2 separate regions of the Homo sapiens genome follow, and region 2 is linked to region 1. Evidence: chromatin loops called from intact Hi-C (ENCODE). Cell type or tissue: endothelial cell of umbilical vein. All regions are shown on one strand. Each heading gives the region's core, and the rest is flanking DNA. Links, peaks and the distances in the headings are about the cores only. Region 1 has its middle 130 kb from the start of LINC02181. Region 2 has its middle 5.0 kb from the start of LINC02181.

Region 1 (2,901 bases), core at 181-2,680:
CCATTGTATATGCACTCCACCATTGGCTGAAACGTGGTTATGCAGTGCTTGACTGTATACACACACACACGCATGCATGTATGTATGTACACACACACTATCCACACTGCCCTGCACCTTGCTGTTTTCAGTCATCTCTTTTGGTGATAAGTAGATGTTGGCATGTAAAGAGCTCTGATTCCTTTTCATGGCTGTATACTACTCCCTCGAACAGCCTGTTCATTATCTATGTATTTAGCTGGTCCCCTGCAGACAGGCCCTTCTTTATAAATATTACTTTTCCCATGGAAAGGGAACATGTTTTGCCAGGGGGATACTGCTTATGGGGGAACAGGGAGGGGTTGGTGAGAATGTGGGGTCTAGAGATATGAGTTAGCATCCTGACCTCTTGTTCATTAGCTGTGTAGCCTGTGCCACCCTCAGCCACCCCCACCTGTCCACCAGGCAATAAACAAGACACAGAGACCTTCATGAATCGAACACATGTGTTTAGGGCAGAAGAGTTGAGCTATTCCATCCTGAGCTCTGAAAGCAGCCTCACCTGGGCTCACATTCCCACCCTACTTCTTACAAACCAGGTGCCTTCGGCAGACACCTTTCCTTTGAGCCTCAGTTGGGGCATAATTATGACAGCCCCTGCCCAGGTTTATTTTATGATTAAATGAGATTCACCAGCATTTGTCCAGCCACTTGACATCAGCTGGCATCAGTGCGTGCTCAATTCATTTTTGCTTTTACCGTTGTCATCATCATTGGGGTGGCAGTGGCCCTCCTGACACACCGTACCCTTCTGCACAGATGTTCCCCACAATGCAGTTGTTCCAAACCCACAGCACTATTGGGGCTCAGAGACTCAGCACAGCTGGTGGGGATTACCACTTCATCCACCCCCGCAGGTGCTCCGGAGGCCACTTCCTCTCCTGCAGCCCCCACGTGTGTCTTTGAATATTGGAACACACACGATTCCTCTTTGCTGGGGGAATCCTGCCTGGAGGCAGGGGATTGAACCAAATGACCTTTTGACCTCTTGTCCAACCCTAGCCCCAGGATTCAAGATCAGCCAGAGTGCACATGGGCCAATGAAATTAGCCACTCCTTCCGGAAAGGCGAGTTTATTCGGCATTCTGCGGCTCCCAGGGGCTGTCTTAGATAAGACTTGCTCCAGGCTCTTTTGTCCCCCAGGACTTGTGGAAATTTCTGGGTCTGTTTGACATCAACTCCTGTCCTCCCAGTCCCACCACTGGCCTTCCACTGACCTTTGGAGACCAGGGAGAGAAAACGTCATTTTTCCCCTAACCCACTGAACTCTCTGAAAGGACAAAGTGACAGAGGCCAGCACGGCCTCTCCAGAAAGGCCTCCCGGCCCCACCGTCACTGTGACTTAGAAAACGCGCCCACACCTAGCCGAGGCCAAGAGACACCGGCCGCCCCTTACACTGAAAATGAAGTAAAACCTCCTGAGAGGCTTCTCCAGAGAGGCTCGGAAGAGCAGCAGGAAGGCAGGAGGATGCCGATAGGACACCGGGGAAGAGGAGGAAACGGCCTGCCGGGTCTAGACGCGTTATCTGGCCCCGTTCGGGCACCAGCTCCACACTCATCCATCGTCCCCCGGAATGGACTTCCTGCCTCGGGACCGCGCCAATGACCTCACCCCCTTGCTATCTCGGCGGTCCCGCTGCTGCCCGCTCTAGGCTCTCAGGAATTAGGGGGCCAGATAACAAGTCTAGACAGCTCAGAAGTTTGAAATGGATTATTCTCGCCGGGGAGGAGGATGGCTAGCAACGAGCTCTAGGGACTCAAATGCCAAATCCCTGGACTGCATTCAGATTCCAAGTGGGAGTCCAGGCGTTCACGTTCTTCCTCCGTGGTCCCACCGCCCTGAAGCTGGCAATGAGTACAGCAGCTGCCACGAAGCCGCCAGGGTCTGGCTGCCCTAGCCCGGGCAGTGGGCACTCCACTCCCTCCTCCCTTCGTCGGCTTCAGGTGAGCTTCCAGGGCCTCGTCTGCAGAGCTGGACAGAGCTCTCCAGGCTGAGAAGGTGACGGTGCCTCTCCACCCTCGAGGCGTTCAGCCCTAGGGGCAGGAGTGAGTGACACAATAAATGGAAGGAAGTCCAACAGGGAGCAGAGCTCCTCCCAAGAGACGACGGCGCACGACGGCGCTGAGTGCTCGCCCAAACATCAAGTGTTTGCCATGAAACTCTCCTCAGTGCCCCCTCTGCCCCTTCTCCCACCCTGTTATGAATCCATTGTGTTCCCCAAAAATTCTTACGTTGCCATCCAAACTGCCAGTGCCTCCGAATGTGACCTTATTTGGAAATAGGGCCCTAGAAGATGTAATTAGTTGAGCTGAAGTCATGCTGGAGTAGGATTGGCCTCTAAACCGCTATGATGGTGTCCTTATAAAAAGGCCCCCTCACAGACAGGCAGCCCACAAATGCCCAGGAGCCACTGTCATCAGGAGCAGCCCTGGGCCAGGGACGGTGAAGCCCTGCAACATAAAACCCTGCTCGGCTGCAAACTCCAAGGGGGCCAGACAGTCTCCCAGCGCTCCCCAGAGGGTGGAGCCCCGGTTGCCCACCATGGTCAGCTGATCAACAGTCCACCCTGCATTGGTTTCGTCCCTTCCCCCGGTCCCTTCCCAACTCCCCTACACTTCCTGAGGTCACCTCCCAAAAACTGCCTGCACTCACAACCCGCCTCTGGTCTGGGTGGGGAGGAGGCAGCTTTCCATGAACACAGGCTGGGAAGAGGAGACACAGTCTTGGCCGCACGTGGGAGGGATAACCCTGCATGCAGTCACAGGTTTGTATAGAATACCTGTCCCCAAACTAAAACCAACCTGATGGGTGTCGGAAATTGCTAGTTCTGTCTACATCCATTCCCTCTCTTAAGTGACCGT
Region 2 (2,901 bases), core at 235-2,734, 120 kb after region 1:
TATATGTGTTCCTGTTGCAGAAAAACACCTCTCAGAAATACAGCATGAGGCCGTTCCTGCAGCCCCCACTCTTCCCATTTCATTGCACCCTTGCTTGGCAAAACACAAGCCAATCGGCATAAACCAGCTCTGCGCACGCGCCTCCTGCTTGGGATCAACAGAAACCTTGGGAGGAGAGAATATTCAGAGGCTGCCTATGACCAAGCAGAAAGTTCATCAAAGACAAGGACCCTGAGACTCTGAGGAGCTCCGCTAGGTTCCCTTCCAAACTGACTCTCAGAAAGCAGAGTAGGGAGCTAAACCAGAGCATGAGTGGGTGGACCGGTTCCCCGCCTGATCTAAGAACTTGCTGATGTCTGCAGTGGACCAAGGCTACCGCTCAGGTCCCTCCTCCAGAGCCCTGTCCTGCTGCCGTGTCTATAGTGGCTCAGATCTCTCCACGTCTGCCAGGGGGTCTTCTGCTAGTGAGGAATTCTGCCATGCCTGCTCCAGTTCTCCTACGTGTAAAAAAAGAAATAACTCTACCAACACCGATGTTCGCTAGCGACCAAGCAGAGCACTTCCTATGCCTCACCTCCCTGAATCCTCCTAAGGACTGATGGAGTAAGAGTCACAACATCCTCATTTTACACACTAGGAAACTGAGGGGCAGAAGGCAGATGATGTGCTTGGCTCAGAGCCTGATGAGGAGCTAGCATCTCCTGCACGAGAGCTGGCGGGATGGCCTGCGTTTGCAGCTCTTGCAGGCATCGTCTCTGTGGTCCAGCCTGATGCTAACTCAACAGATGCTGCCAGAAGGGGCCTGCTCATCCCATCTGACAGCAGTGTCTCCAATGGCCTCGCAGGGTCCTTCCTTGCCGCTGTATGTCTCCTTGTGGGATGCATGTTCGACTGTGCTGGTTCTTTCATCAACGTGCTGTATCCTGAGAAGACTCAACCCCCTCTCTTGCCCCAATGCCTTCAGCTCTGAGAACCCCACAGTTACTCAGTGATCTCCTTAAGGGCTCCTGGATACAGAGGACAGCAAAGAAATGGAGTCCCTTCTATTGCTGTCAATGTTTAAAATTTTCCAATGGAAATTGTGTTCATGCCTAAAACGAGGCCACCAAGTGTGCTCAAAACATTCAAGGTCTCTACTTTTAACTCCAACCCAATTAGCTCAGTTTGCTCTGTCTGGTTTTTGTGATTATCAGAAACCTTGCCAGGAGATTTCTGTCTTTGAATATCATCTGGACAATAAGCATTAATCCTTTCCTGAACACCCAGTGGATGCTTGGCTGTGTGCAGAGCACTCTGGGATTTCTCCCAACAATCACAGAAGGAAGATAACATCAGACCCAGTCAACAGAAGAGGAGACTGTGGTCTGAGAAGCTCCAAGAGGCGCAGTGACCGGGGATTGCAGTGAAGTTGGAACTTAGCCTGTTTCCAGAGCCTGGGCCAAACTGCCAGGCCAGTATTTTCCCAAATTTGCCACATCAGAAGAATCGCTGGAGGCCTGGTGTAAATTAAGAATCATGGGTCCTACCCCAGTTCGAATGTGCCTCGCCGAACCCCAGGACCTGAGAATCTGCATTTTAAACAAATATCACTGGAGGTAAGATTGAGACGCCCTGCCCACACTCCATTGTATAATTAGGTTAATTACCTGTTTCCATCCACTCACCACTGGGTCGGAGCACCTTTCAGAAGTTGGTATGGATGGGATGGGATGAGGGCGGAACCGGGCCTGCACAGCGCCTCCGAGGGCCATGTGGGGCACTGCGCCCCCCCTCCCCCCGCCCCCAGCCCTCCCCAGCTGGGAACCACCCACTGCCCCTGCACAAAGAATGGGCGGAAACAGGAGTTCACCCCGTGCCATTTCTCACTGGCCGTCGGCTGGGCCGGACCTACAGGGGCGATCATGGACTCAGAGCAGCTGAAAGGCCAGGGACACGGGAGCAGGAGGTGGCAGGATACCTGGTGCGGTGCCGAGGGGCCTGGGAAACAAAACACAGCCCCCCCAAGGCTGGCGGGGGACGGCCGGAGCAATCGCCTGCTGAAATCTGCAAGCTCATCACAGCGCTTGGAAAGCTCACCGGGGACGCGCAGCACAGGACACATCCTGCTCTGCAGAGATAAGAGGCAGTTCCCAGGTTCTCACCGCCGGCATCCCCCCGGGGAGCACACTGCTGGCGGCAAGCTTGGAGGACATGAGAAAGATGCCCAAAACAAACAGCCTGGCAGGGAAGCACCCGCCCGCCAGCAGGGGAGCTGCGCAGGCCCCTTCACCCTTCACCCACCTTGGGACAGGACCTTGTTGGGGAGGGGGCCCAGGGTCAGGGCAGGGGGACCCACACTGACCGGGGACCCTGGTCGCTGATTTTGCTCATCCCTGAAATCACTCCTCAGGCTGACTTTAGCTCCACCCTAACACATACTGGTTGCGGAGGCCTGGAAGAGTGGCCGCTTGTCTCTGTGCCTCAGTTTCCCCACCTGCTAAAAGGTGCTGCAGGTGGAAACTACCCCTCTGCATTCTTCCAGGCCTCGCTGTGATCATGTGGGTTTGGTTAACGGCTGGCGGCTGAGGACCCTGAGATGCTCTGAACTCTTCTGTATGATCCCATCTCACCTCACAGAGGCCTGCAAGCCTCACGCCCTTACCAGTACCATTTACCCCATGAGGAAACTGATGTATGCCAGGTTATGAAGCGTTTTCGAGCTAGGGAGAGCTTAACTTATGCACACATTCTCTCTAGTTCTCAAGTCAAAAAGGTGCTAGAACCCAGGTCAGCCCATTCCAAAGCCCATGGCCTCCCGCACAATTCCAGGGGTAGATATTAAAGTTCTGTTTTAGAACTCCCAGAGCGCCTATAAACTATATTCCACTAGAAAGCCATAAAGAAACACTTTGGAAGCCACCA

What was found. Peaks named below come from ENCODE experiments on the same cell type or tissue, not always from the same donor. Only the 100,000 strongest peaks of a DNase experiment are listed, where the experiment ranks them.
Region 2: it touches region 1 in a loop (6-fold over the local background); 6 of 110 quality-filtered maps call a loop at or near these places.

Annotation. Positions count from the first base shown.
Region 1 is chr16:86,927,716-86,930,616 of GRCh38, forward strand. No RefSeq gene overlaps it. Among named protein-coding and RNA genes, the nearest start is that of LINC02181, 130 kb to the right of the region's middle. In endothelial cell of umbilical vein, for the core only: no CTCF peak of the experiment used is centred there; a DNase peak (open chromatin) is centred at 1,646; H3K27ac peaks cover 2,359 bases.
Region 2 is chr16:87,051,347-87,054,247 of GRCh38, forward strand. No RefSeq gene overlaps it. Among named protein-coding and RNA genes, the nearest start is that of LINC02181, 5.0 kb to the right of the region's middle. In endothelial cell of umbilical vein, for the core only: a CTCF peak has its summit at 1,694; DNase peaks (open chromatin) are centred at 1,305 and 1,975; H3K4me3 peaks cover 161 bases; H3K27ac peaks cover 868 bases.